6 separate regions of the Mus musculus genome follow, and all the other regions are linked to region 1. A link is a loop called in an ENCODE intact Hi-C map of the cell type or tissue named here. Cell type or tissue: heart. All regions are shown on one strand. Links, peaks and the distances in the headings refer to the core of each region. The heading gives the core; the rest is flanking DNA.

Evidence for each region. Hi-C counts contacts between places; a loop is a spot of excess contacts. Peaks named below come from ENCODE experiments on the same cell type or tissue, not always from the same donor. Only the 100,000 strongest peaks of a DNase experiment are listed, where the experiment ranks them.
Region 2: a loop joins it to region 1, with 3 times the contacts of the local background. A loop is called at or near these places in 7 of 42 quality-filtered maps.
Region 3: it touches region 1 in a loop (4-fold over the local background); 6 of 42 quality-filtered maps call a loop at or near these places.
Region 4: a loop joins it to region 1, with 4 times the contacts of the local background. A loop is called at or near these places in 7 of 42 quality-filtered maps.
Region 5: it touches region 1 in a loop (2.6-fold over the local background); 6 of 42 quality-filtered maps call a loop at or near these places.
Region 6: a loop joins it to region 1, with 3 times the contacts of the local background. A loop is called at or near these places in 5 of 42 quality-filtered maps.

Annotation. Positions count from the first base shown.
Region 1 is chr3:145,921,617-145,926,398 of GRCm38, reverse strand. It overlaps Bcl10 (B cell leukemia/lymphoma 10), which reads right to left and starts at 2,137. Exons shown (of 3, transcript NM_009740.2): 1 at 1,884-2,137. The coding sequence starts at 1,940. In heart, for the core only: no CTCF peak of the experiment used is centred there; DNase peaks (open chromatin) are centred at 1,568, 2,208 and 4,188; H3K4me3 peaks cover 2,270 bases; H3K27ac peaks cover 2,416 bases.
Region 2 is chr3:145,574,011-145,578,792 of GRCm38, reverse strand. Znhit6 (zinc finger, HIT type 6) reads right to left here and starts at 2,585. Exons shown (of 10, transcript NM_001081094.1): 1 at 1,797-2,585; 2 at 626-691; 3 at 435-541; 4 at 263-348. The coding sequence starts at 2,425. In heart, for the core only: a CTCF peak has its summit at 2,484; a DNase peak (open chromatin) is centred at 2,622; H3K4me3 peaks cover 1,758 bases; H3K27ac peaks cover 1,462 bases.
Region 3 is chr3:145,116,267-145,121,048 of GRCm38, reverse strand. It overlaps Odf2l (outer dense fiber of sperm tails 2-like), which reads right to left and starts at 2,460. Exons shown (of 17, transcript NM_001162538.1): 1 at 2,267-2,460. It overlaps Gm40163 (a long non-coding RNA gene), which reads left to right and starts at 2,636. Exons shown (of 2, transcript XR_867692.2): 1 at 2,636-2,706; 2 at 3,934-4,227. In heart, for the core only: no CTCF peak of the experiment used is centred there; a DNase peak (open chromatin) is centred at 2,488; H3K4me3 peaks cover 1,900 bases; H3K27ac peaks cover 1,877 bases.
Region 4 is chr3:145,581,095-145,585,876 of GRCm38, reverse strand. Znhit6 (zinc finger, HIT type 6) reads right to left here. Exons shown (of 10, transcript NM_001081094.1): 5 at 3,245-3,348. Among named protein-coding and RNA genes, the nearest start is that of Znhit6, 7.3 kb to the right of the region's middle. In heart, for the core only: a CTCF peak has its summit at 1,875 (motif pointing left); no DNase peak of the experiment used is centred there.
Region 5 is chr3:145,122,344-145,127,125 of GRCm38, reverse strand. Odf2l (outer dense fiber of sperm tails 2-like) reads right to left here. Exons shown (of 17, transcript NM_001162538.1): 2 at 2,751-2,915; 3 at 901-1,033; 4 at 1-103. The coding sequence starts at 2,857. Among named protein-coding and RNA genes, the nearest start is that of Odf2l, 6.1 kb to the right of the region's middle. In heart, for the core only: no CTCF peak of the experiment used is centred there; no DNase peak of the experiment used is centred there.
Region 6 is chr3:145,647,271-145,652,052 of GRCm38, reverse strand. Ccn1 (cellular communication network factor 1) reads left to right here and starts at 2,068. Exons shown (of 5, transcript NM_010516.2): 1 at 2,068-2,323; 2 at 2,618-2,831; 3 at 3,176-3,520; 4 at 3,642-3,856; 5 at 4,085-4,782. The coding sequence starts at 2,261. The coding sequence ends at 4,387. It overlaps Gm17501 (a long non-coding RNA gene), which reads right to left and starts at 1,976. Exons shown (of 3, transcript XR_003954574.1): 1 at 1,133-1,976; 2 at 1-670. In heart, for the core only: CTCF peaks have their summits at 2,650 (motif pointing left) and 3,830; DNase peaks (open chromatin) are centred at 532, 1,272, 2,012, 2,732 and 1 weaker place; H3K4me3 peaks cover 4,000 bases; H3K27ac peaks cover 3,650 bases.

The sequences.
Region 1 (4,782 bases), core at 193-4,192:
CACTGGGGAAAAGGTGAGACTCGTGTCCCTGGCTAGATGCAGTGAGATGGCACAAGATTTTGTCACGGTACTTAGAAGAGTGCTCAATTTGTATCACTATAACCGTATCAAATTCCCATTAAATAATTAAATATTTTTGGACCATAGCTGACCCACAGGCAACAGAAGCCACAGAAAGCAAACCCTGAGACAGACAGACAGCCTCATGTAAACAACTTCCCACCATTTATCAAGACAGATAATACAGAAGGGACACCAAGCAGTTTTGGGGGAAGGATAATGAAAAGTTCAAGTTTTGAAAACATAAGAACATAGCAGGCAGTGGTGGCTCATGCCTTAATCCCAACACTTGGGAGGCAGAGGAAGGGAGTTGAGGCCAGCTAGTTCTACAGGTGAGTGCCAGGACAGTCAGAATTACAGAGAAACAAAACAACAGCCAAATGTATGAAATTATAGTTTGAGTTCTGGTAGACTTGGAAATAAAGTCCTGGAGTTGAGAAAAAAAGGAGATTCAAATAATGCGGATGAATGTTTAAGCTTGTCATAAGCAGTTTCAAAAATAATAGGGTGAATATCTAAGGAACACTATTTTTATAGACACCCTGACGCTTCTCTGTAGTCTCTCTAAGGTTATGGACATCTGACACAGGTCTAACGTGCAACTGTCAGGATGGATGACGTCAATGAACCCCGGAGCAGAAACAAAGGCCTGCAGCACTCTCCTCCCCTATCTACAGACAGGTCTTGTCTTGTTTTGCCAGCTATAAAATGAAAAGCAATTCTCTCCTTATAGGTACTTTAATGATTGTGAGAAAATTCAAAACTGTGGAACATGGGAACAGAGCTCCCAGACTTTACACTTAGGGTTTACTGTCCTCTTAAGGACTATAGTGGGTATCAAAGACCTTGTTTCAAGTAGAATGTGTAGCTTTCCATACAGCAGGTGCCCTACCAACTCCACTGAACACGGAAACTATGGCAGTTATCCTGGCCGTACCTTTCCCTCCTGGTACTTAGCTCTATCAGTTGTAATTATGGGCACAGCGCAATAAACTTTACAAGGGGTAAGTATGGTAGAAAAAGGGGTCTGAAGCACACATACATCTTCAACAACTTGAGGTTAAGTTCGTAAAGACGATTTTTCGGCAGCATTTTGGTGCTAAGTAAGAACGAGTTACCGGTTTTTAATGTGAATTCATGTATATTATCTAAGTTGTGCTCATTTGATTTTTTTTTTTTTTCTGGCAAAAGAAGTTAAAAGGAAGGAAAAAAAAAACGAAGCACGTTGTGGTTAAAGCCATTTCCTCAAATATTACTGTGTCTGTGAAGTTCTACATGGTCTAAGCAGAAGAGTCCAATTTAGTCGGGAGTATTTTCAACGTTTACCTGGGAACCAAGTCTCAGCGAGAAGTACGCACACCCCCTTCATTTAAATACGTGGGCGTCTGATTACTCGGGGAATTCCAGGGCGTGCGTTCAGCTGGCGAGCTTTCCGCAGCCCCCGATAGAGACCAGTTTCACCCATCTGCTCTACGCCCGGGGATGCCTGGTCCAAAGCCCGCTGTGGGCACACTCCGGCGGCTCCCTAGGCTAGCAGCTCCCGCGGCGGTGGCGTGGGATGGGGGATCGGCAGGATGGAAAGCCACCAGCGACGAGCGGATGGCAAGGAAACATCCAAGCCCACCGACAGGCTTAACCGCGGACTCCCGGGTCGCTGGTGGATCGTCTCCAGCCAGCTCCCGGGAAGCAGGCAGGTCGTGCTGTGCCAGGACCCCGCGCTCTTCCGACCTGAAGTTCCCCGTCGCTCAGCTCCGGGTTTCCGCTTTCCTCCGCCCGCCCGCCCCGCTGCGCCCCGCTGCGCCCAGCCCGGCGGAGCTACTCACGTCCTTCTTCACTTCAGTCAAATCCTCCTCCGTGAGGGACGGTGCGGGAGCCTCCATGGCCCAGGCCGGGATGGCGTCCTTCCGGCCCGCGCCACCCCGCCCAGACTAAGGGCTCGGGCCTCCGGGAATCAGGCTGTGACTTCGGGGGGACTAGGAACAGAAGCGGGGGAACGGCCGGCTCACGGACGAGGAGGTGGAGACCTCAACGCCCCACTTCCGGCTCCGCCCCTGGGGCCAGCGGTGCCGCGCTCAGCGTTCTTCCTAACTCAGGCACCACCCTTCGGCGAGGCGGGTCTGCCTGCAGGCCCCACCCACCTACGTGCCAGCCAATCAGTACTACCCTCGGTTACGTCTCTGCTTCCGCAGTGGCTCCGCCCACAGCGGGCGTCCCTCTAACCACGCCCCCTTGTCATTTACATAGGCTTGCGGATTGGACGCCTGAAGGATTTGTTTCCGTGGGCGGAGCACTGGCCGCTCAGTTTAGCGGGATCTCCCCGCCTTCGCAGACTCCTCGTTTGGGTGGAGTGTGGGCTGAGTCGGCCAGAGCATTTTGGTTTGCTTCTCTTTTCCAGATGTTGCGGAACAATTTCCTGTTGTGCTGAGCCAGGTTTTACAGTTGCGTGATCATACGTATATGTATACACGCACACATAACTTCCGTTTGAGGGCCTGCTCTGGGGGGCCACTGCCATTTACCACCTAGAACTAGGGAGACAGGAGCAAGGAGATCTTGAGAGCAGAAAACAAAACGACAAAACACAAAGAAAAAAAAAAAACTGTTAAAAGATTTAAAAATTACCTGCAATCCCATCAATTTAGCAGCACAGGTAGTGTTTGGGTACTTTTAAGTCTCTATTCATTAGAAGCATTTCTCCTTATTAATCTATGCAGTAGAGACAAATTTAAAAAGCTAGGGCCTCTAGGAGTATATTTAAGGTTCTGAAGCTACTTGGTACACAGTTACACTCTCTTATTGTTATCCTTTATCTCTGTTCAGTAAGTAAATTCTAGGGATGCTCTGATGGGGAAGTTGTTTATTGGAGGCCAAATGGCTATTTTCAGAACGATATTTTAACTCGTAGCCCGTGCAAAACGTGTCCTAGTGGATGAGGTGCTCCACATAGAGTCCTAGGCAGAAAATGATTATGTGGTCGATGAAGTAAATCTGCAAGTGTAGACTGAAATGTCAAGAGGACCAAAGGCAACAGGAATCTTTATCTAAAACAAAAGAACCAGTAGAGGCTTAAAGCCACATCTCTGTAGCTTTGATCAGAGTTCTGGAATCTTGGTGTTTACATTATGCCAGGTCTTTTTTTACGCTGATGTCTAGTATACTAGAGTGTTTTCCTGTGTCCTTAGTCATCCGTTGTCTTGTTATAACCCAATTTGCTTAATCATTTGCTCTTTCCTGTAGCAACCATCTGTTGAATGGCAACTACTGAACTACACCCAGATCTTCTTCTAGCAAATCAAACACCTCTGTCCTCCAGCTAGGGTGTGGTGGCACAAGCTAGCTAGCTGTGTTGGCCAACCAACTGCTTGCATCTGACCCAGCTATAAGCAGGAATAAATCATAAACTTACTTAAAACATTAGGAGGGTTTTTTCCTTTTTGCATTTTTTCCCCACATTTTGGATATGTAGGTTTTTTTTTGTTTGAACCCTGCAGATAAGAATATCCTGTCTCAAAATAAAAAACAATAGACCCAGTCATAAGTATTGTCAAAGTTCAAGGTTATTCTGGGCTACTTAGTAAATTACTGGGACAACCTGTGCTATATAGTAGGAGCCTGGCTCCAACAAACAGAAAAAACAACAATAACATCTGTTTCTTCGTGAAATTTACATTAAAGCACGTATTTGTTTGGGGGTGGAAAAGGTAGACATTTGAAAAGTTTCGTGTGTAAAGTGTTTAATATGCTAGAATCTCATAAATACTAAGAGGGAAAGCGACGCTGGGAAATGGAAAAGGTGGAGATGGAGACCACACGGAGATAAAGGATACATTTCCCACGTGCAGGAAGTGAGGGAGGAGCCGTTGGACAGAGGGAAAAAGGGAAAAAGAGCTCTCAGTGGAGAGCCCTGCAATGCAGAGGCTGGGTGGCTGGGGAGGTGAACTCTGCTACGGGCAGAGTTTAATCTGACTTTGCCCAGAGTCATACAGGTTTACTCTGAGTCAGAAGGAAAGCCGCTGCAGGCTTCAGAGGAGCAGAGGGACATATGCAAACTATGCTTTCACTGTTCTGCAAGCTGGCCAGCTACTGCTCTAATCTAGACCCCAGGAGGTAGAGGCCTGGCTGGATTGGGAGCAGTGAGAGAGAGGAGAGCAGGCTGGGTGAGAAAGGCCAGGGCGTTTGACTTTGTTTTGAAAGGCTCCCTGTTGCTATCAAGAAAAGACCAGAGTGCAGAAGAAAGGATGGGAGTCAGAGAAACAGCTGGAAGATTTCATTCTCCAGCCACCCAGATATAGGGCACTGTGATGAATACTCACTACCATCACAAAAAAAAAAATGTCAAGCAATCTTCCTTCTTGTTTTCTTGGGAATAATGTCTATGTTTTCAGGCAAATGTTGAACTGGGTTCAAGCCATCCGCCTTCTTCAGCTTGTGCATGATCATGGCCTGTGAATCTCAATCCTGAGTTTCTAATGTATCACCATTCCTCCATTGGCAAACTCATTTCCCTCCCTTTCGGCTAAGTCACAGGGCCAGACTATAAAGGCATAGCTTCAAGCAAACAAGCCTGTCCTTTCTTTGCAATAAGTACCGATTCCCAAACGCTAACAGGAACCTGCATTTCCATCTAACTTACAAGTGTACCTATATCCTACTCTGGAACGTGAGACACCCGACCTATGTCCTGTAGATTCAATTTAGATGCTACAAGCACAAGGCAGTGGG
Region 2 (4,782 bases), core at 534-4,533, 350 kb after region 1:
CCCTGTTCTCTTTACTCTCTTGAACCATCTTAACTTCCTCATGCACTTACATCTGTAAGAAATTCTATCTGCTGCTCTATACCTCCCAACTCCCCCACTCAACTACCTCCCCTCTACAGTACAAATGCCTGAGGGTAAGTACTTGGATCCATCTCAAATAACCAGAATAGCCCCACAGCGCAGTGACCACTTGATACAACTGAGAAATGAATAAACTGGGTGGAAGAGATCTGAACTTGAAAAGATTAGAAGAAATACTTACATATTTTTTGCGCTTTGGTCTTTTCAAGAAAGTATCTCTTGAAACCTTGTCTGCCGTTCTTGCCACGTCTTCCAAAAATCTATAGTCTTGTAATTTCAGAATGGACAAGTTAACGAGTGACACGGTGCCAGTGGCCAGAAGGCATCCCTGGGTGGTGCACAAAGTGACTTACCACTCAGGAGATTCATCTCAGTAAACTGCTGCAGCGACACATAAGCGGTCTTATCCCGGACTCCACTGCACGTCAGGTCAGCTTTGTGTTTCTTTACACAGGGCAAACTGAAGAAACAAACAGGAGGCAGCTCTGTACCTGAAGTCAGAGTGCACACAGGCAGGGAGTGAGGTAGGAAGCTACATATCTACCTGCAGGAAAAGCGCATGCAGCGTGGACATCTGTACTTCGCTTCTTCTGTCCCACAAGTCTCACACCTGTAAGAGTGCACCTGAGACTTAACACGCAAAATCAACTCTATGTATGTCCTTCCGGTCTTAGAATTTGGACTCAAGGGCATTTCACAGTTTACAGGCAGGTAGTCAAAGCAACTCTGATAAAGTATATGATAGCTGCTATTGGAAATCATGAAAATGTTTAAAAATGACATTTACAATGACGTGCAATTCAAGAAAACTGTATGAAAGAAGTCACTGGCCCGCCCATTTTTTTCTACAGGACTTAAGAGAATAATATGAATTGCTGATTTTTGTAGACCAGGCTAGGCTGGCCTCAAACTCAGAAATCCGCCTGCCTCTGCCTCCTGAGCACTGGGATTAAAGGCATGCGCTACCACGCCCAGCGATTTTTGAAATTGTGATTCATGGAGACTTTGTGTGTGTCTAGAAGTATAATCCATGAGCTACATATGAGTATTTTAAAAACATATACACCGGAGAAACAAGGAAGGATGAATCCCAGACTGGCAGCAATGTGTGCCCTTTCCCCAGTTCCACAGCGAATTCAGAATGAACACCCAAATAATGGTATGATTCATCTGTCCTCGGTCTTCTAGGGTCTGGTGATACTGAGAACCAAAGTGTACCTGGTACCAGTCAGTTCTATCAGCTCAAGGAGTTTGAGACTGAATCTGACCACAATCTGATCTTCTGTACTGTCACATGAGCACATTAAAGAGACTACATCCAAGAAACGAACATTCATAGGAGCCCGGAATAAATTCAAGAGTAAGTTGACATGTGTCTATTAGTCTACCCACTTGCTGGTTTTTGGTTTATATTGGATGGCGCCTCTAATCCTATTCTCTCTAAAAGAAAGACTGCGAAAGCGTTTCTTATTTAACAAGCTCTGGCTCCACAAAGGCCTTCTGATGCCCAGAATTTTCACTCCCTAACCTGGCCATACCCTTCTGGACACAGTCACATCACACTGTGTCCTCGAAAGCGTCACGCCCAACCTGAACTTCACCACTCAGACTTCAGGGACCCACGTCACGCCTGGTTTAACTTACCTCACTTTCTGCTGTTAAGGACTCGTCCACCCAGTAGTCTATTTCCCATCTGGGTTTTCTCCCCGCCCTACCTTGACAGAGCCAATTTCCTCTTGCTGCCCACTCGGGGGTTCATCTGGGGCTCTTCCTTCACCTTCGCGTCTTCCATCGCTTCGCTCTTGAGGGAACCCTCTTCTTTTATAGGCGCTGCATCCATCACTTGCTCTTCCTTTACGTTCTGACCAACAAACAACTCCTGTTTTATGGTCAAGTCCTCCTCCTTCACTTCTTCCCAGTCCGTCACCTCCTCCTTCACCTTCACCTTCTCTTCCTTCACTTCTGGCTCATCCACCTCCTCTTCTTTCACCACCAGGCTACTATCCGCCTCCTGCTTCACTTCCAACACGCCTTTCTCATCCTTCACCTCGGGCCCGCCCTCCACCTCCTGCTTCACCCACTGGCTGTCCGCAACACCACTGTCTAAATCCGACCAGTCTACTACTTCCTGCTTCACCACAGCTAAGTCCATCTTTATCTCCTCCGCATCCTCCGTGGTCTTAGTTCCTGCCAGTCCGTTCCTCTCCTCTCCATCGCCAGCTTCTGGGCTCCCGTCTAAGTCCCTGGCTCCCTCCCCACCAGCCGCAGGCCTCGGCCGCGCCCCCTCCGCTACCCTCTGGGAACCTCCTCCCGGAGTCCCTTCCTTCTCAGCTGCAGATTCCATGAGCTCACGAGCCTAGGCCGAAGCTGCCACTCCGTTCTTCACGGTGGCACCACCAAGCCAATAAGAGAGATTACCAAACGAACCGCCGACAGCGCCACACGTGCAGCAAAGCAGCCGCGGCAAGCTCTGCACGCCTGCGGGAAGCCGAGCTAGCCGTAAAGCAGCTGTTCCGGCCACGACTCTTCACGACGTGTAGCGTTCTTTACGGCACGGCGGCTTTCCGGCCCCACTCCTTAAAGCCAGGTGAGACCACGCCCACCAGGACTCCCACCCAGGGGCGGGGATCTTGCCACATCCTTTCTCAGGCGCTGAAACTGCTGTCTTGGGAACTGGAATTATTGTCTCAAATAAGTGACCCACTTTAATCAGTATTAAGGATTAATTCTAATAATGCATGGCAATAGATACAGACTCCCATGTTCCTCCAAAGTTTAGACTGTATAAAGCGGTGGTTCGTAACCTTACCAGTGGTGTGGATCTTTATGTTCCTCATGTTGTGGTGACCTCCAACCATAAAGTTATTTTTGTGTCTACTTCATAACTATAATTTTGCTACTGTTATGAATCGTACTATAAATACTCCTGGGGGGTGGGTGGAGAGGGGGAGCAGAGGTTTAGCAAAGAGGTCGCGACCCACAGGTTGAGAACCGTTGGTCTAAGGTTTCTTCACTGTATACTAGGGACCAGGACATCCAAAAACGCCTTTAATCCTAGCATTTAGAAGCCAGAGGCAGGAGGATCTCTGTAACCTTCAAGGCTAGCCTGGTCTACATAGTAAGTTCCTAGGGTCAGGGCTGTTTCAAAAACAAAACAAATAGGAGAAGGAAAAAGAGGAAGGGGAGGAGAGACACTCTCATCTGCTCCCACAAAGATTACATGAAACTATGCATGGGAACCAACTACAAAAAGATCTACAGCCGGCAACTGAAACGCTGGCTGTCACAGGGTAATTGTAGCCCCTAATATCCGTATAGTGAAGCACTATACCCCAATACCTCAGAATTTTGACTATATTCGAAGACAAGGCTTTTAAGGGCATAACACTTAAAATAAGGCCTTTGGCTGGGCCCTAGCCCAATCTGACTGGTGGTTTTTTGTTTTTGTTTTTTTGTTTTTTGTTTTTTTTTTTTTTTTGTTTTTTTTTTTTTTGTTTTTCGAGACAGGGTTTCTCTGTATAGCCCTGGCTATCCTGGAACTCACTTTGTAGACCAGACTGGCCTCGAACTCAGAAATCCACCTGCCTCTGCCTCCCGAGTGCTGGGATTAAAGGCACGCGCCACCACGCCCAGCTCTGACTGGTGTGTTTAATAAGAGGGAATTTGCATATAAGTGGGATGGATGCACGTAGAGAAGGGTACTGAAATGTGAGAAGTCATCGGTTTGCCAACCAGGGAAGCCTAAAAAGGCAGAATCTCTGACCTTTGACTTTTTCTATAGCTTCTTGAAATTTGAGAAAACAAAAAAAAATGTCTATTCACCCCAGGAAGGAACTGACAACAGACCAAAGGATTCCACTCAAGTCCAACTTGGTGAGCTGGTGATTGTATTGAGGTTATTTACAGAAGTGTCATTCGTACTTCTACCAATAACATTTGTGTTCTAATTAATAGCGGAAAAATACTGTCTATATATACCATGCTTTCTTCATTTGTTAATCTATTGATAGATACATAGGCTGATACCATATCTTGGCTGTTGTGAATAGTGCTTAATCAGCATGAATGGGCAGGTTTCGTTTTCCTTCCTTCCTCTGTCCCTCTTTCCCTCCCTCCCTCCCTCCCTTCTTTCCTTTCTTTCTTTGAGACAGAGTCTCTTTGCATAGCTGTGGCTGTCCTGATGAGTGTCCTCATCAGCTTTGTAGACCAGGCTGGCCTTGTTCTCACAGAGATCCACATGCTCTAATGTGCAGGGATTAAAGGCATGTGTCACCATGGCCAGTTTTTAATAATAATACTCTATAAATTTATTATTATTATTATTATTATTATTATTATTATTAGTTTTTTTGAGACAGGGTTTCTCTGTGTAGCTCTAGCCCACATGGAACTCACTCTGTTGACCAGGCTGGCCTTGAACTCAGAGACTTGCCTGCCTCTGCCTGTGCCACCACACCCAGTAGAAACAGATTACTGAGCAGTATGATGATTTAGGTTCCTGTAGCTTAGGAAGATTACAACTGCTGGAGAAGATGGTACCTTTAATTTTAGTTTTCTAAGGAACCTCTATATTGAGCCCTATAATGGCTGTGCTATTTATGTTCGTACCAACTGTATTAGTCAGGGGTCTTTAGAGTCACAGAATATGGAATGTCCTTCTGTATTGAGGGAATTTGTTATGATGACTTTGAGTCTGTTCCC
Region 3 (4,782 bases), core at 589-4,588, 810 kb after region 1:
TTTAACCTGTCAAGGGTGATAATGGCATTGCAGATGTAGCTATAACCACAGTATTGTGTTCCATTTTGATCAGTAAGTGTGTTAAGGGATGGATGCTCATGAACAATAGCATTAGAAAAGATCATAGCACCTAGACTAGTTTAGGCAAATGTTGGTTAAAAACTACTCTCCCTGACGAGAAAGCATAGAATTCCATAAGTGTTTGTTTGCTAAACACCAATCCCTGAAAATCAAAATCATGTGACTTCAAACAACAGCATGCAAATTCTATTAAAATAACATCCAAAAATTCAAATACTCAGCAAGAAACAGAAAGTAGATGTAAGAAAGATGCTTTTTCTCTGTATTCTGGAAACTAGTCAAAACTTACCAAAGAGATAATTGCATAGCATTTTAGACTCCACTATGGAAAAAAAAAAGTGAAACTTAGAAATAGATAAGCAAAAATGACCAAAGCAGGAAAACAGATTTCTAAATAAAAGCTATCAAAATGATTGGGTGTGAGTGAGGGAACAGGGTGACATTTATGATTCAGAGAGGTTAATTGAATAAGAATCTGTGGCTTCTGGTCAGCTGGGGCTGAAGAGTCAACAGGAAACCAGCAGCACTGAAACAAAATCTTTGCTTTACAATGGATGCTGGTTGGCCTGAGCTGCAAAAGTAGTTATAATTAATAAGTGACCAGCACTGCTGAGGTGAACTCTTCTGGGAAGCGGTGGTTCAGGGAGGCCAAGGCTGTACCTTAAGTGGTAGCTAAACTTAGTAATGTGTTAGGAGTTTTCCACATGGCTCTGGTTTTCAAGGAGTAAAGGGACCACGGAGAGCAGCTGAGGGTTGACACCGTATGACAGGACTGGAGACCAGCATAGAGGTCAGAAAGCCACCGATGACAGAGCAGCCCCCCATCGTAGTGCAGGCCTCAGGACTGAAGAGGCAATGAATACAAACCGAGGCTTGGAATGATTAGGCAAGGGTTTCTAAGGAAAGCCCAGGAGATGTTATTGGAGAAATGCAGTGGATACACAAGGATTGCAAGTGTCACGGAAAGAAACTGAGGACTGGTACAATGAAAGGACAGAAGAGGCCACTGGTTAAAGATCCCAGGATACTGCAGATGTTAGGACCACGGATGACCATCAAGGACAGCAACAGGGGTGGTTTAGAGTCACGGTGACACACTGAGCAAGAAGTAGAATCCCTGGACTCATCTTACTTTATCCCACCTTTAAACTTAGATGCCATCTGGCCCACTCTGCGGGGCAGCTCAGCAATCTTCACGTTTTTTCCACTTTCTCCTTTTTAAAGTAATTATCCTGAATTAACCAACCTACCTTAAATTTACTTACAAGCCTGAGTTGATCAGAACTGATTTTACAGAACAACCTTGAAGACCTATCTGTTCTTTGTAGAAAGTCATTGCTGAAGCAGTCATAAATGGAGAACTACTAAACCAGAGGGTGGGGGTTGGGGGCATCAGTGGCCTGCAACGGATCGTTTCTATACTCATCCTGACTCCCATTTGTCTGTATGGAGTTAACAAAAGTGACGAATAAATGAGGCTATCTGCTCAGATCTTGAGACGCTCGAAAAGCAAAGACTAAAACTATTAATATACACCAGTTGTAGAATTAGCAGAAAACAGCAATAATAATACTTTGCTATTAAAAATTACAAATATGGCCGGTCTCACCATTAATCAAAGGTATGAAGTAAAGCTTACAAACAGGCACGATTTCTACAGTTTGATCCTTTACCTAAACCAGAGGCACTCGTACCCTCAAACATTTGACACCCTTGTAAGCCATGGCGTGACAGAGAAACTTGGTCTTTAGGGTCACCAATAGCAGCCACCGTTAGGTTAAGGTTACTCAACTGACATATTCAGTGCCAGAGACAGGGGACATGACTCGGGGTACGTCAAGAACTGGACTGGCATCGGGTGAGCTCAAGATTAGGAAAACACTATGTCGGAAACACCCCCAAACCCGGACCCTCGCTCTGCAGGGACCCTATCCCCCGCTAACTTCTCCCCGGCGCCCCGAGACCACACCGCGGGAAGCAGGGGCACAATGTCCGCTTTCCTCTGGGTGACAGTGAGGACCTGAGCACCAAACACATACTGTTCAGGAGGGGTGGGCACCACGGGTTTCACTTCCGGGTGCCTAGGGTCACGCGCGGCCCGCCCTCAGAGCCCACCCCAGACTCGCGCCCGCCCGCCCGTCCGCCCGTCGCCCTGACGTCATCCCCCGCCGCCGCCACTACCTACAATGGCCGGAGGCCTCTCTGAGGCCTGCCCGGCCCTGGGTCACTGCAGCAGGCGGAGAGTGCAGAGAGAGTAGGAGGCCAGAGGGAAGGGCAGGGAGCGCGGGGAGAGAAGCTGACGAGTCACCAGAACAGGCAGCGGCGGCCTGAGCGCGTCCACCTTGGAGCTCAACGTTGCTAGTAACCGGCCTGCGGTTTCTGTGGAAACGGACGCCCCGCCCTCATCGGCCCGCTCCGACGCAGCTAATTGGTCGGGAGCTCTAGAGCGCGAGCGCCGTTCCTGCTGTGATTGGAGGGAGTGAGGGGGCGTGGCCGGCGGGGGGTTGTCTCTGCTCTGGTTTCTCTAGTGAGATTTTTCAAAAGCTTTAGCTTTGAGAAAAGGCGTAGCTTTTGTGCGTCGCTGACCGAAAATCTCAACCGCTCTCATCCTAGCAGGGAAGGAAGGTCCGTTCCGAGTCTCTTGACACTGGATCGAAAAATGACTTCCCTGCTTTTGCCCTTTTTTGTAGCTAGGATTTGAAAAAACCCAAGACAGAAAAACCTTTCCAGTGTATGGCATTATCCCCCACAGGAGTTTTTCTTCTTTAAAAACATAGTCAGCAGGTTCTCCAAAATGTCGTTCAAGTCCTCCTAAGTCCTTAGATAAAGCTGCTGTGCTTTCTAAACTGCTGAACCGGCCAAATGAGATCTTGGTAGGACCTAGTAGTGGTTTTTTGTTTGTTTATTTTGTTTTGTTTTGTTTTCCTTATGAGATTTTGGGAGTTTTGTCATTGTTCTTGGAATGTTTTCATGCACCTCCCAGGTGTAGTAGATAGGAGTGAGTTTACGTCCGAGTTTTTGTACAACTGGCTATTATCCATTTATTTGCCTCTATGGGAAACAAACAAACAAACATGTTTTTGCCGCGTGCACCTTGTCCTTCTTATATACTCAAGTGACCTTTCTTAGCACTCAGGGTATACACTGTCTGATGCTCTGAATAAAGTTGGCTATTGCATGCGGCGTTAGTCTGCCTCGTTCCTCCGCTCCACTCCCTCAGGTTCCACCACAGGAAGAGATATAAAAATGAACAGCATATCGAAGCAGCGCATACTTCTAGTAGATAGAGTAAAATGGTAGCTATGGGAAATGTCAGCTAGGAGCTGAACTGTCGGCCCTTCAGTATGGCTAGTACAAGCTCTTCAGAGCCAGATGCTGTGCTTCTTAGGGAGTTTCCATAGGGAGCTGTTCGCCTAGGTGAGGAAAATGAAAATACATGTTTATGAAATATTCTATAAGAAAGTCATAAATAGCAAGTTTGTTTATAATAGCTAAAAATGGCAAGTAGATTGAATGTTTACCAGCAGGAAAATTGATTACATATTCAATACAATGGAATGATATTCCACAGTCAAAAACAACAAGCCACTTCAATATGCACCTTCTGCATAAGTAGCTTGAAGCTCTTCTCTCTGTTGCCTGGGACATTCAATATGGACATGCTGGGTACATGAGCAGCCATGGATAGACTGGTAATAGACGTCTTAATTCAGCCTTGTATAAGAAAGTAGCGTAGGCTGAGTTGTTTAAAGAACAGAAACATATTTATCACATTTCTAGAATCTCAGAAGACCCAACTCAAGAATCAACCAATCTGGCTGCTAGTGAGTTGTCTGTTCCTAATGCTTACAGATGGTTGGAAGCCTCCTTGCTGTATTCTCACTTGAGCAAGAAGCAAGATCTCACCTACCTCCTGTAAGGACACAGATCTCATCATGAGGACTCTACTCCTGTAACCCAATCAGCCTGCCAAGGCCTCCACTCCAAGTGCCTACACACTGAGGGTTAGTGGGAGGAAGGGACACACTCATTCCACAGCAGGGAGCTGCATGCTACTCCTCCCTGGAGAGTGATCGTTCTCTGAAGGCAATTCTCCAAGTACTGACTTAATTGTGGAAAATAAAGATTTTTATTATCTTCCCACTATCACTTCTCAGCATATTTAATCATATATGTAAGCTGCTTTTACCTGATTATGGCTGTCAAAGAATGGTAGGTAAATGCCAAAAGAGGTTTTTGTAACTGAAAGCAGAAAAGGTGGGAGTTTAAAAATAAAAACATGTAATTTTAGATACTGGAACTTCAATATATTGACTTTCTCCTCAGCCTAGTAAGTAATTTACAATGCAAGAGTCATTGCTACGATGTTATAACAATGCAAGAAGAGATAAATCACGAATGTCACATGGTTTATGACATAAAAACTCATTCTTTTATCCTTGAATGAAAAAGGATAAAATGATCCTTGAAGTCCTCTCCCCAATTTAGCAGTTGTCCAAAACTATCACTTTACAAAGAAACTAACATTTTGATATTTTAAATGTTTGATTTTGACCTAGATGTGTCTGTCACTGCCTTTTTCTAATTATTGTATTTAATAAACAACTATAGTGTTACATGAAAGAATTAATTAGATTTCCTATCTATGTAACTATAAGAATTCCTATTCAAATCAGTCCCATTGCTTTCTTTTTTAAATCC
Region 4 (4,782 bases), core at 288-4,287, 340 kb after region 1:
GCATAGAGAAGTGGCCTGCCAAGAAAACTCCCCTCCCTCAACATCAGGCCTTACCATGGTGAGCATGAAACAAGCAAAGAGTATCTATGACCTATGTAGTGATCTTCTTTAACTAGCAAACACACAAGGCATCTCCCATTATTCATGAGAAATACCTGACATAGTCTCTGCTCTGCTTAAAAAGGTAGCAATTCAGGTTGCAGAGTGATTGAAAGCTGGAAAGAACCCAGATGTCCCTCAACAGAGGAATGGATACAGAAAATGTGGTTCATTTACACAATGCAGTACTGGTCAGCTATTAAAAAGAATGAATTTATGAAATTCCTAGGCAAATGGACGGATCTGGAGGGTATCATCCTGAGTGAGGTAACCCAGTCACAAAAGAACTCACATGATATGTACTCACTGGTAAGTGGGTATTAGCCCAGAAACCTAGAATACTCAAGATACAATTTGCAAAACACATGAAACTGAAGAAGAACGAAGACCAAAGTGTGGACACTTTGCCCCTTCTTAGAATTGGGAACAAAACACCCATGGAAGGAGTTACAGAGACAAAGTTTGGAGCTGAGACAAAAGGATGAACCATCTAGAGACTGCCATACCCAGGAATCCATCCCATAATCAGCCTTCAAACGCTAACATCATTGCATACACAAGCAAGATTTTGCTGGAAGGACCCAGATATAGCTCTCTCTTGTGAGACTATGCCGGGGCCTAGCAAACACAGAAGTGGATGCTCACAGTCAGCTATTGAATGGATCACAAGGCTCCCAATGGAGGAGCTAGAGAAAGCACCCAAGGAGCTAAAGGGATCTGCAACCCTATAGGTGGAACAACATTATGAACTAACCAGTACCCCGGAGCTCTTGACTTTAGCTGCATATGTATCAAAAGATGGCCTAGTCGGCCATCACTGGAAAGAGAGGCCCTTTGGACTTGCAAACTTTATATGCCCCAGTACAGGGGAACGCCAGGGCCAAGAAGTGGGAGTGAGTGGGTAGGGGAGCAGGGGGCAGGCAGGGTATAGGGGACTTCAGGGACAGCATTTGAAATGTAAATGAAGAAAATACCTAATAAAAAATTGGAAAAAAAAAAAGCAGATGTTAACTTCTAGCCACGGAAGAACAAAACATTTCAGACTTTCAGACACAGGCTAGGTGATGAGATTACAGATTTAAACTACCAGCAATCCTGCCAACAGCCAAAGTAACCACCCGAGGCCCTGACCACAGTGGGCAAGAAGCTGTAATATTCTGAGTAGGTGGCCATCATGGTAAAGCATGACGACTGAACATGACCAGTGTTAGGTTTTCCAGAGACAGTCTTTGAGCAGCACTGCGGGAATGTATGCCCTAGGAAGCAGTGTCACAGAGCTCCCTTGCCTGCTGTCATGGACACAGTCAGGAGAGGCCGGGCAGGGGAACAATCAGGCTTCTACTTCTTCCCAGTGTTTTTAGAAGGCCCCACAGTCACTCTGAAATTCCTCTGTAACATCTAAAAGCCACATGGAAAAGGAATAGCAGAATTCAACATTTCAGCACAACTTTGAGTCTGTAGTATATTGCCCTCTGAATCTCACTGTAAAGCCCACCTGTTCTCCACAACTGCAAGACTCACCGTTTCACTTATCCTTGCTCCTTTCTAAAGCGAAGCTATAGGAATGTACAAACCTACACTTACATAGATACCATGTTAAAAACAATCCTGTGTTTAAAGAAATGCATTGCCACAACTATTTAAGGAAATCATTGCAATTATGTTAACCAACAAGTAGATGGGCATGTTACACGATATAACAAGAAAGCTATAATTGTATCTAAGGAATAAAATGTTTTTAAATTTGTAAAATGTTTGTTAAGTCTTTACAAGAGGGACACCTAGTGGCTAACTTCTAAAACAGAACCGGAACACTTAAATACTAATTCACATTTTGACAACGGGCATGTCTCTATGATCTATAAGTTCTATAAAGATGATATATACATCTGTAGAAAGCAAAAAACCAAACCAAACCAAACCCCAAGTCCAAAAGATGGATTAAGAAGTTTAGGACTCACAGTTCTAAGTAGGAGGTACAAGAACAATAAGTACTTACTGACCATAAGTACAGGGCTTAGGGGTTGTCTAGAACTGGGTGGGGCAGAGGAAGGTGAAGCCTGGGCCCTTCTGGGGAACTGGTCCTTAGGCCATACAAGAATACAGGTTGAGAGTAGAGCTAATCACACAGGCTGAGTACTGAGTACTGAGTACTGGTGTCTTAGTCAGCTATAGTCAGAGAGGCTTCTTTCTGCAGCAGATGGGGTCAGATACAGAGATTCACAGCCAGACAAAACACAGAGAGGGAGGGAAGGAAGGGAAGAAGGGAGGGAGGGTAGGTGAGTGCCTGAGAGAAAGCCTGAGCATGCATGCTTGGAACCTCTCTAAGCAAGGTATGTGCATCAAATCCCTCTGCTCAGGGAACACTGCAGAAGAGGAGTCAGGAGAAGGAGAGAAAGAAGAAAAGAGATGGAGAACAACGGGAGAACAAGGTCCCTCTAAAACAACTGACCAAAGTCCATAAGAGGCCACAGACACTGCAGTGAGGCCTGCGGAGGTCAGAGGTGGGAGGTGCCTGAGTCAGAACTCTGAGACCAGTCTGGACAGTACAGTGAGACCTGCCTACAAAACAGAGGCAGTAAGTCTATAGGGGTGTTAACCTTGCACCAAGGTACAAAGTGCTGAGTGAGGAGGAGGAGGAACGAGTTAGTCCAAGGAAACTAGCTTTTACCACCCTTCCGAGATCTGAAGTTAAGCTCCCCAAATACTTCCATGATGTTCTAGGTCTCAAAGAAAACTTCACGACACTCAAAAAGTAGGATTCCTCCAAGTAGGATTCTCAGCCATGAACGTTTCTGGGCACCATTAGAAATGCACACTATCAAATTCCAGCCCAGCCACAAATATTGTTGAGGCACTGTCAGAAATACATGTTATCACATTCCAACTCACTGAGATGAAATCACAAGGATATTTACTGGTTTGTTATGTACATTAACATTTGAGAAGCTTCTCCAAGGACAACATACAAGTTCTTGGACATTCACACCAGTCACAGGACATGCAATTATCAGTTTCTGTTGTCATCCAGGAACAGTTTACAGATCTGACGTTTGTTTACAATGTTCTAAAGCAAACCAAACCTTATAGGTTGTCCCTTATCAAATTATGACAGCTATACATACAGTAAAAGTGAGACACCTACCTATGGTCAAAAACTGTTGAATTCTCTTTTCTCTTGCTAAATCCATTGGGTAGAAGCCTCAAGTAAATGCCTTGCTTTCGGGCACGATTCTTCATAAAGAACAGCTAACAACAAAACCAAATAAAAGTTAATTTCAGAATGCTTTACAATTCATATTCAGATAATAGTATACAAAGAAGGTACAAAATGGGATATACTGACACCTGTTTCTAACATATGTTACTCCCTCTGAGTTAGTAATTAAGCTCAAGGAGGTAACTGGACAATCTCAAAGTAGCTCAACCAAGCCTTCTACTGAGTTAAAGAAGACACAAGATCACCCAGAGGATGGGGGGGTGGGTGGGTGGGGGATCAAGTTTTCTAGTTAAGCGGATAGGAATCTAAGAGTTGTAATGCCAAGTTGGAAAGTCAAGTCATAAGTCCACGGAAAAGGGTTAGCAATCACCAGCTAAGTAAGAAAATTACAAAAATAATGGAATGTAATTTTGTAAGTCATCAGACTTTGGTTTTAGTAACGGCAGTAGTTATAAAGATGAATTTTTCCATGAAAACATAGCCAAGCAATGGGAGAAATACATATATAAGGATAAGAATATTTAAAAATTGCCTTAAAACCATTTATGAGCTGGCAAAAGCTCCCAAGTTACCACACTTGCTCAAGAGAGAACACAACTGTGACACAGAGATTTATCGAAACATGAGCAGTAGAACTAGAACCTCCACAAGCACAGTGCAAAGCCCTGCAGCATTAATTACTACTGGGCAAAGCAGACAGAAGCTGAGAGCAGTGCTTCTCAGCCTTCCTAACTCTAACCCTTTAACATAGCTCCCCATGTTATAGCGGGCGATACTCTACCATAAAATTATTTTTGTTGCTACTTCATAACTGTAATTTTCCTACTGATACAAACTGTAATGTAAATATCTGCTTTTTCCAATGGTCTTAAAGGGGTAGTGACCCACAGGCCAAGAACCACTGGCTTAGAAGAAAAGGTGACCTCATAAAGTCAAAGAAGAACTAATTCCTGATGCACTTAGTAATTTAGCTTTAAAGTAACGAAGCAGAAATTAACCATGCCATAGGGGCCAAAAAGTAATTTTGCTTCTACCCACTAGGAATACTGTAAGCAAGGAAAGCCAGAAATAATAAATAACACACGCAACAACCCTGCCTTTGAGAGCCTCTTCTTGTCCCCTAGAAGCACTGATGCATACCAGGCTTTGCAGAAGCTCAAGTCCATGCATAAATGGTGTGACATCTGCATACGACATCCACACATTCTGCCTGCCTCAGTGACATAATCTTTATGCCCGACGCTCTGAGGACAGCAGTCAAGAGGTAATGCAGGGAGTAATAACGGTAAGAAAAAGGTTTGTGGCTGCTCACTATGGATTTAATTTTTACCCCAAACACATCGATCTATGGCTGGGTGAATACGTGACAAGGCCAAATACCTCAAATGACTCTCTGTCTCTCCCAAGCAAATATGCCACATGTTGAGTGAAACACACTACAATAAGTCAGAGTGTAGCAGAGA
Region 5 (4,782 bases), core at 348-4,347, 800 kb after region 1:
GATGTTCTAAGGCTAATTTCACACGGTTAAAAGTGTCTAATTCTTTTGATAATATGTCGTTCTGTTCAAAAATCTTCTTCAAACTGGATGCAGAAAGATTAGCCTGACAAAATAAAAAAAAGCACATACCTACATGTTAAGACAACATTAAGTAAAACACCCTAGAGTATTATCAGTGAGGAACTATTTCCTAGTTTCAAAACCATTATTTTGAATATAGTATTGGTAAGCCCTGGCAAGTTTACCAATAACAGACAGAATGCACTACACAGTGGTTAAATCAAAATAAGAGGAAGTTGTAGAACCCCACAGCTTTGAAGTATTTGTTCTGCTAATGTGCAGACCACAGGCTGTCTTTGTTCCAAAGTGAAGCATATTTGAAATCGTAAAATCATTCTGTTCCAACTGATGCCACAGTAAACAGATACATGGCATCTCTCGGGAGTTTTATTTTTAAAAGATTTATTTATTACTATTTTATGTAAATGAGTGTTTTGTCTGCAAGTCTGTGTACTGTGTGTGTCTGGTACCCATGGAGGCCAGAAGTGGGAACCATCTCTTCTGCAACTGATCAGCCACTGAACCATCTCTGCACACCACAATTTTAGTTTTAAATCCACCCTTCAGAAAGTTTCATTCTCTAGCTGAAGGCCAGGTCAGTCACATACCAATTTGTACTTTCCACTCTAGTCTCTTACTAAGTACACTATAGGCTGAGACAACCTTTTATAAGAAGAACTGCAGCTAATGACAGGAATAAAGAATTCTTACCCCAGCCCCCATATTTGGTATCATGAGCGCATTCATGGGCATGACATTGAGATCTGAGTCCTTGGTCAAGGCCTTCTGAATATTATGCTCACTTCCCATCTCATTAGCCATTCTAAGTCCAACACTCACGTTTTCTAGACTAATTCCTTCCACAGTGTTCTTAAATAATGGCAAAAGTAATTCAACTGAACAGGATGCCAACTGAGCTTCCTTAAGCGTTGCTTTCAACTCCATCTTTGTATTTGCGACGTCTTGCTTGAGCCTAATAACAGACAAATAAGCTTGAAGTTACTTCTAACACATAAACTGGAGACCTTTTATATAAGACGAGAACGGTCAAGCCTGCCTCTGGACTGACATGGGTTTGACTTAGATGCCCCTAGGGGAGACCTTACCACCAGGACTATAAGCATCCAGGCCAAACATAGACTGACAGAGGCCAAAAGACGTGGACCTTGAGTACAGGTAGGAGAATAGTTCATCTCACATTTTGCTGCTATGGAGTCACACGCAATGTACATTTAAATTTGTGTATAGGGCTAGAGAGATGGCTCAGCACTGGTGGTCTTCAGAGGACCCAGGTTCTATTCCCAGCCCCAGAGGGTAGCTCACAGCTCTTTATAACTCCAGTTCTGGGGAAACTCATACACTCCTTTGGCCTCCATGGGCGCCAAGGATGCATGTGGTGCACACACATATGGAGGCAAAATTCTCATACTCATAAAATAAATTTATCTCTAAATTTTTAATAAATATATATTTAAGATTTTTTAATAAATAAGAATCTACATATAACTAAATTTGAAAGAAGCTTTTTGAATATCTATAAAGCAAACAGCAAGTGCTGTGAGAGCACCATGCCTTTTATCACTCAGTACTTTAGTGTCCTTGTAGAATGTCACATGAAGACTCATTCAGGACTGATGGGGCTGCAAAGATGGCTCAGCAGGTAAAGACACTAGCTGCCACGCCTAGAAATCTGTTTAGACCTCTGGAACGCACATGCTGGAGAGAGAACAGAATCTGAAAATTGTCCTCTGACTCCACAGCACAAGTCTCACATACACACATGCATTTGGTATCTTACAGATATTTCAAAGAGAAGATTCTGTTCATAAGTACCACTGGCTTACAGTTAAAAGCTTATGATAAATAAGTGTCATTCATTCAAAACCATGGGCACAAAAATTAACAATTATATTTGATGAAACACCATTTTCCATTTTCTTTTTAAAAAAGATTTATTTGTTTTTTGTTTGTTTGTTTTATATAAGGACACTGTCGCTGTCTTCAGACTGATGTCCAGAAGAGGGCATCAGATCCTATTACAGATGGTTGTGAGCCACCATGTGGTTGCTGGGAATTGAACTCAGGGCCTCTGAAAAAGCAGTCAGTGCTCTTAACTGCTGAGCCATCTCTCCAGACCCCATTGTTCATTTTCTGCAAACTAAACTAAAAGCTAGTCTATATAACCTACAACAATAATAATGACATTTTTTTTTAAGATTACTATTTGGGGGAATATGAATTCACACAAATAACAAGTAAATTTCCCATTTAAAAAAAGCAAAATATGATAATCATTTGTTACACAGCAATACACCAGGCAATAATATTCACTTTAAGCTATTAATAGCTTGGGTTAATTTTTCAATTACTTTCATTACAAATAATAATAATAATTAATAATAATAAAAAGATCTTAAACCACACACCTGTAGGCAAATAGCCGAAGAGATTAGGAACAGCCTGAGCTGCCTGTGAGGCCTCGGCTCAAAAAGTACAAATAACAAGTAAGGCAAACAAACGAATAATAAAGACTGGCAACTGCCCTAACCTGCTGAGTAAGTATTTTTATAATCAGATATGTAGGCATATTTTAATGAATAAATACTAAATGTGACAGGGCTATTCGTGAATGGTTGCCATTTAATTAAGAAGCTAGAAGATGAGATTTGTTCTGCTACTACCAAGGCTACCTGCTGAGGTGCTTCTCAGGGGCACACTGTGGAGCAGATCCTCTCTCCCGGATGAGATAAGAAATCAGGCCCTCTGAAAGACTTCCATCACTAGTAGGCATCTCCATCAACTCAGTGACTCTTTTACAGGCACTTCAGCAACAACTTTTCCACAGACACTGAAAGCTAGGAAACATATGTTATTCAACTTATCATTTCAGGAGGGATTGTTTCCTTTCATTATTCTGTGATTTAAAGATCTCAATTATGTATAAATGCTTCAAAGGCAATATATAATTATAACTGCTATTAGGGCATGGCTGTGCATGTCTTTAATCTTAGCACTTAAGAGGCAGGTGGAGGCAGATCTCTGTGAGTTTAAGGCTACCCAGTTTACCTAGCAAGCTCCAGGCTAACTAGGGCTACATAGTGAGGCACTGTCTTAAAAAATTATAAATGCTACTCACTTATGTTCTAGTTACCTTAAAATAATATCAAAATTGCATTGCATAATAATTTACCAATTCCAAGTTTCCATATACATTTTTGAAAGGCTTGCATATATATACATACACATACACAAGATCACTTTTTAGATTTTATTTAATCTTGCATCTGTGCGTGGGTATGTGCACATGAGTCTTAGGGAGTTGGCAACATGGAGAGCAGAGTCCCCTGGAGCTGGAGTTATACAGGGATTGCGTAGCTACTGGGACTGAACTTGGGTCTTCAGCAAGGACAGCAAGCACTCTTTTTTGTTGTTGTTGTTGTTTTTCGAGACAGGGTTTCTCTGTATAGCCCTGGCTGTCCTGGAACTCACTTTGTAGACCAGGCTGGCCTCCAACTCAGAAATCCACCTGCTTCTGCCTCCCAAGTGCTGGGATTAAAGGCATGCGCCACCACGCCTGGGTGACAGCAAGCACTCTTAACCACTGAGCTATCTCTCTAGGCCCAAATGTAGTTATCTTTATTGGTCTATTTCCTGGAGTATTATAGCAATCCTTCAATATTCACCCAAAAGGACTAGAAAACAAATATGCAGACCATGGTGGATTTTGTACTAGTTCCATCTGGCCTAGGCAACAGAACCTGTTTCCTCTTACAACTGCAGAAACTCAATGCACCAACATTAAACACACTTCCCAACAACTGCGGCAGAGCACATAAAATGTTATTTTGAAAGTCATCCTTCTTGTTACACTTCTTCATTCCCATTTCCAACTCAATCAAGAATAATACTCTTTGCTGATGAAGATAATAATTAAAAATGACAGTACTTCTGGACTTTAGCAAAAATCTTCTCATTTAGCCCTGAAGATGTTATTTTTTACAAGTGACTGGCTATAGATGAATTCCTCCCAAGTTGGCCCATTTAAAGTGATGAATTAACACATCAGCAACATTGAGACTAAGTTTTCACAACTCTAGTTAGAAATGGTCATGTGTCTTTTTTGTTGTGGCTGTTCATACAAGATTAAAAGTCATGTTTTGTGTTTTCTATATTGCTTTTCAAATATTTAAGATTTAGTCTTAGATTTCCCTATTAAAATACATTATGTTCAAGAAATTTTCATTAGTTTAGGTACATGTGAAATAGTAGGTTGAAACTATTCAAAATATTTAATTAGCAAGTCACAAACCTCCCAGAAAACCTGCAAAAAATGCATCAATTTTTGTCTGATGCTTCAATATACAATGCAGAGACAAATATTTAGCAGCTAAAATTCAAAAAGAAGAATAACCCAGAGGGCCTGTGATACTCCTCCTGGATCTCTTGCTGCTGAGTTGTGTAACATCTGTTACTACAAAAATCACGCTGTAGAGAATATATGGAGATATTTACATACAGCCCAGTAGAACCTTAAATGCACAGGTCACATGAAAAGCCAAACTAAGGATAAAGAGAAGCAGGCTCTGTGACATCCCAGCAAACTCCCCTGTGGGTCTGTTTAGTTTGTAACTGCCACAGCCCCTCGGGGGCGATTAGCATTTATCTTTTTCTCATTTATCTGTTTAAATATTTCTCTCTCCACAGGCTGGGATCTCAAGAAAG
Region 6 (4,782 bases), core at 187-4,186, 270 kb after region 1:
ATTGCGTGAAAAACAAGGAATTCCAACGAATTTCCTGCTCTGGGAACAGAAGTTAAGTCTATATTTAACAACATTTGAAGCTGTCAAGAATGCCTTGTGGTTGGATAACAGAGGGAGAAAAATGTTAAAAACGCAGGCTACTGCTATACCCAAATATGGAAATATTGTTACGTCTGGTGTCTGATTCACCATCTGGAAATACTTACAACCATGAAGTCAAATAGAAAAGACGCCACAACAGAAGCCAGGAACCCTCCTCTCCATTCTGTTTCTCCAGCGCCTCCTTCTACCCTGTTCCTTGCCTTCTCCACCCTCACCCCCTACCCTCCCGAGCTTCCCTAAGATGGAAACAATGAACTGTGCGCAGGAGGAACTGTTCTCTAATAAATCGGCCAGCCGAGGGGACCAGGCCTAGGCTTTGCTTTCATTATTTGCATAACACTTGACAACCCATTGTCTTTAAAAGTCCCCACCCCCAGAAAGCCTTGGAGAACCTACCGCCTCTAGCAAATTCCTCCAGGACTTACGAAAGGGCGCTTTTGAATGAATGAACTTAACTCTTTCCAGTAACAGCTGTCTTCACTGGAGTGTGCGCAACAGCCTCTCCTTCTCACTGGAGTCATTCATAGAACAGGCAACGCAGGAGGCTCTCTTAAGCAAGATCGCGAAGCTGCAAAGGCAGAGAGGCCCTAAATATTAAAAATGAAGAAAAGCTATCCCAGTTTATGAATGGCATTAATAACCCCAAATAGGGTCTTGTGTGGGAGGGGTGTCTTCAGTTGTATGTTTAATAAGATCTTAAAACCCAACTTCCTCTATTACAGTGTTGCCTTCTAAATCCCTCATGTCTCGGAACTTGGAGGGAGCCACTGCACTACCCTTGAAAAAGAAGGCTTCTAAGTGATCCAAAACAAAGGAGTTAAACACATGGACGGGCCCAGACACACACACACACACACACACACACACACACACACTCACACACACGGGGGGGGGGCAAACAAATACACACAGCGAGACACATAGGGGGCGGTGGGGGAGGGTGTCTGCAAACACCCCGAGTCTTTTTTCCAGCTATCCACAGGGCACAATGGTCCTGTTAGAATCTGTTTTGTCCCGGTAGCTTTTGCACCTGGTGATTTCAGGACAAGTCACTCCACGGTGGTCTCCTCCGCTTCTGCTTTGGCTGCTCAGTTTCCACCGCCGCCAGTCCAGGGAGAGAGGCCAGGAGGGTTGACCCGGCCTCCGGCATCCGTGAGGAAGTGGACGTCAGGCTCCGGGAGAACTCTGCACTCGTTTCCTCTTGGATTTCCAATGCAGGCAGTGGGCTGGAACTAAAACTGGGAACCTCCAAAAACAAACAAGTACAACATACCAAAAAAAAGGGGGAGGGATGAGGGAAGACCTCTGGCTGGAAATATGCCAGCGAAGAGGGAAGCTTCCCTCCCCCCCCCCATTCATAAATGCCACTCCGGGTATTAATTTGCAATACACTTCTCTTGGCTAATAAACATCATGCCAAAGCTTTGGGACTTGATCCGAGCATGCCTCTTTGAAGTCCACAAATAGATCCCTGGCTTAGAAACCAACTCCCCCTCCCCTTTGGACTCTCAGTAGATAACTTTACTCTCACCTTGGTTGTAAACAAGCAAACAGCTCGCTGCCTTTCCCGGTAGGCATCACCAAACAAAACCACTTTTGTTCCTCTGTCTCCCGCCCTCCCATGTCTAGGCAAAGATCTGAAGGGTTCACACCAACACATACACCACGCCCCCCCCCCCCATATACCCTCTTCAATCAAAATCATCACCCTCGCGCCCCAAGCATCCCGCCCTCCCCAAAGGAAGTTGTTATTTAAAGTGGAAAAAAACGAACTTTTTTTTCTCTCTGATGGATCTGAGAAGAGGGGGGAAAAGGTGCAACGGAGCCAGGGGAGGTGCTTGGCAGCAGCCCGCGCCAACCAACATTCCTGAGATGTTTGAGAATTCTAGAACGCGCCGACAGAGCTACGTCACTGCAACACGCGGCGCCTAGGCAGGCATTATAAAGGGCGGGCTCCCGGCGCTGGGGCAGACCGTGAGCGAGAGCGCCCCAGAGAAGCGCCTGCAATCTCTGCGCCTCCTCCGCCAGCACCTCGAGAGAAGGACACCCGCCGCCTCGGCCCTCGCCTCACCGCACTCCGGGCGCATTTGATCCCGCTGCTCGCCGGCTTGTTGGTTCTGTGTCGCCGCGCTCGCCCCGGTTCCTCCTGCGCGCCACAATGAGCTCCAGCACCTTCAGGACGCTCGCTGTCGCCGTCACCCTTCTCCACTTGACCAGACTGGTGAGTTGGATTTTTTTTTTTAACCACTGCTTCCCGGTCTGCCCTCATCGATTCCTTTCCCCGGGCCATGATCTTTCACCGCAGGGAAAGTTAGACTGAAAAGTTCGGAGGTAGCTGTTGCTTTATGCCCAGGGGGCCTCTTCCTGGGACGCAGCCGCTGGGGTGGTCAGGCTGCCGGGACGCGATCGAGACACTTCTGGTGGACGGAGCCCCACAGCCAGACCTAGGCTCAGGGCAGTTTACGTGCCTCCCCGAGCAATGCAAAGCAATCTCACGCGCTTCTCCCTCTTGCAGGCGCTCTCCACCTGCCCCGCCGCCTGCCACTGCCCTCTGGAGGCACCCAAGTGCGCCCCGGGAGTCGGGTTGGTCCGGGACGGCTGCGGCTGCTGTAAGGTCTGCGCTAAACAACTCAACGAGGACTGCAGCAAAACTCAGCCCTGCGACCACACCAAGGGGTTGGAATGCAATTTCGGCGCCAGCTCCACCGCTCTGAAAGGGATCTGCAGAGGTAAGAGGCTTGTGGTTTGGCCCCTTTAAAAAAAATAATAGTCCCCATAGTCCAGAAGTTTAGTAATTTTGAGACCATGTATGGTGGACGCTTTGTTGATGGTAGCTTGGCAGAAAGGCACATGATTTCAGCAGTCTGGAATGCAATTCAGAGTGTCTGGGCCCAACGAAAAGCGCATACGGAAAAGTGATTCCTGACTAACTTATTGTTCAGCTCTGGAGTCTCGGGGGAACTGTAGGGAACTTTACCATACATTGAATTGAACAGCGGAAAATATGTATGAGTTTCAGCCTGTGGCGGCGAATCTTAACCTTCTCCTCTCTCTCTTTTGGTCGTCTTTGCAGCTCAGTCAGAAGGCAGACCCTGTGAATATAACTCCAGAATCTACCAAAACGGGGAAAGCTTCCAGCCCAACTGTAAACACCAGTGCACATGTATTGATGGCGCCGTGGGCTGCATTCCTCTGTGTCCCCAAGAACTGTCTCTCCCCAATCTGGGCTGTCCCAACCCCCGGCTGGTGAAAGTCAGCGGGCAGTGCTGTGAAGAGTGGGTTTGTGATGAAGACAGCATTAAGGACTCCCTGGACGACCAGGATGACCTCCTCGGACTCGATGCCTCGGAGGTGGAGTTAACGAGAAACAATGAGTTAATCGCAATTGGAAAAGGCAGCTCACTGAAGAGGCTTCCTGGTAAGTGGATATAGAGTCCTTAAGACACTGTGCAGAAATGCTTTCTTGGTCTGCAACTTTGTAGAAACCAGTGTGTGTATGCAAGCATCTAAGAAGCCTTCCATTTCCTTTATCTTTCTAGTCTTTGGCACCGAACCGCGAGTTCTTTTCAACCCTCTGCACGCCCATGGCCAGAAATGCATCGTTCAGACCACGTCTTGGTCCCAGTGCTCCAAGAGCTGCGGAACTGGCATCTCCACACGAGTTACCAATGACAACCCAGAGTGCCGCCTGGTGAAAGAGACCCGGATCTGTGAAGTGCGTCCTTGTGGACAACCAGTGTACAGCAGCCTAAAAGTAAGTTTCTTTCAGGGCTTGACCGTGATGACCCCACAGGTGGGTGGGATATGAGCCTCTGTTCAAAAAAGAAAAAAAGAAAAGTCCATGATATATCTGAAAAGAAATTGTCTTTATGAAGCCCAACACTATGTACAGTGGTTAAAAGCATACCTCCAAACAAACAAACAAACAAAAACAAAAAAACAACAATCCTCATTCTTGGCTTTCTTTTGTTCTTTCTTCCAGAAGGGCAAGAAATGCAGCAAGACCAAGAAATCCCCAGAACCAGTCAGATTTACTTATGCAGGATGCTCCAGTGTCAAGAAATACCGGCCCAAATACTGCGGCTCCTGCGTAGATGGCCGGTGCTGCACACCTCTGCAGACCAGAACTGTGAAGATGCGGTTCCGATGCGAAGATGGAGAGATGTTTTCCAAGAATGTCATGATGATCCAGTCCTGCAAATGTAACTACAACTGCCCGCATCCCAACGAGGCATCGTTCCGACTGTACAGCCTATTCAATGACATCCACAAGTTCAGGGACTAAGTGCCTCCAGGGTTCCTAGTGTGGGCTGGACAGAGGAGAAGCGCAAGCATCATGGAGACGTGGGTGGGCGGAGGATGAATGGTGCCTTGCTCATTCTTGAGTAGCATTAGGGTATTTCAAAACTGCCAAGGGGCTGATGTGGACGGACAGCAGCGCAGCCGCAGTTGGAGAATGCCAAGGGGCTGATGTGGACGGACAGCAGCGCAGCCGCAGTTGGAGAAGACTTCGCTTCATAGTACTGGAGCGGGCATTATTGCTCCATATTGGAGCATGTTTACGGATGACGTTCTGTTTTCTGTTTGTAAATTATTTGCTAAGTGTATTTTTTTGCTCCAGACCCCCCCCCCCCTTTCTTGGTTCTACAATTGTAATAGAGACAAAATAAGATTAGTTGG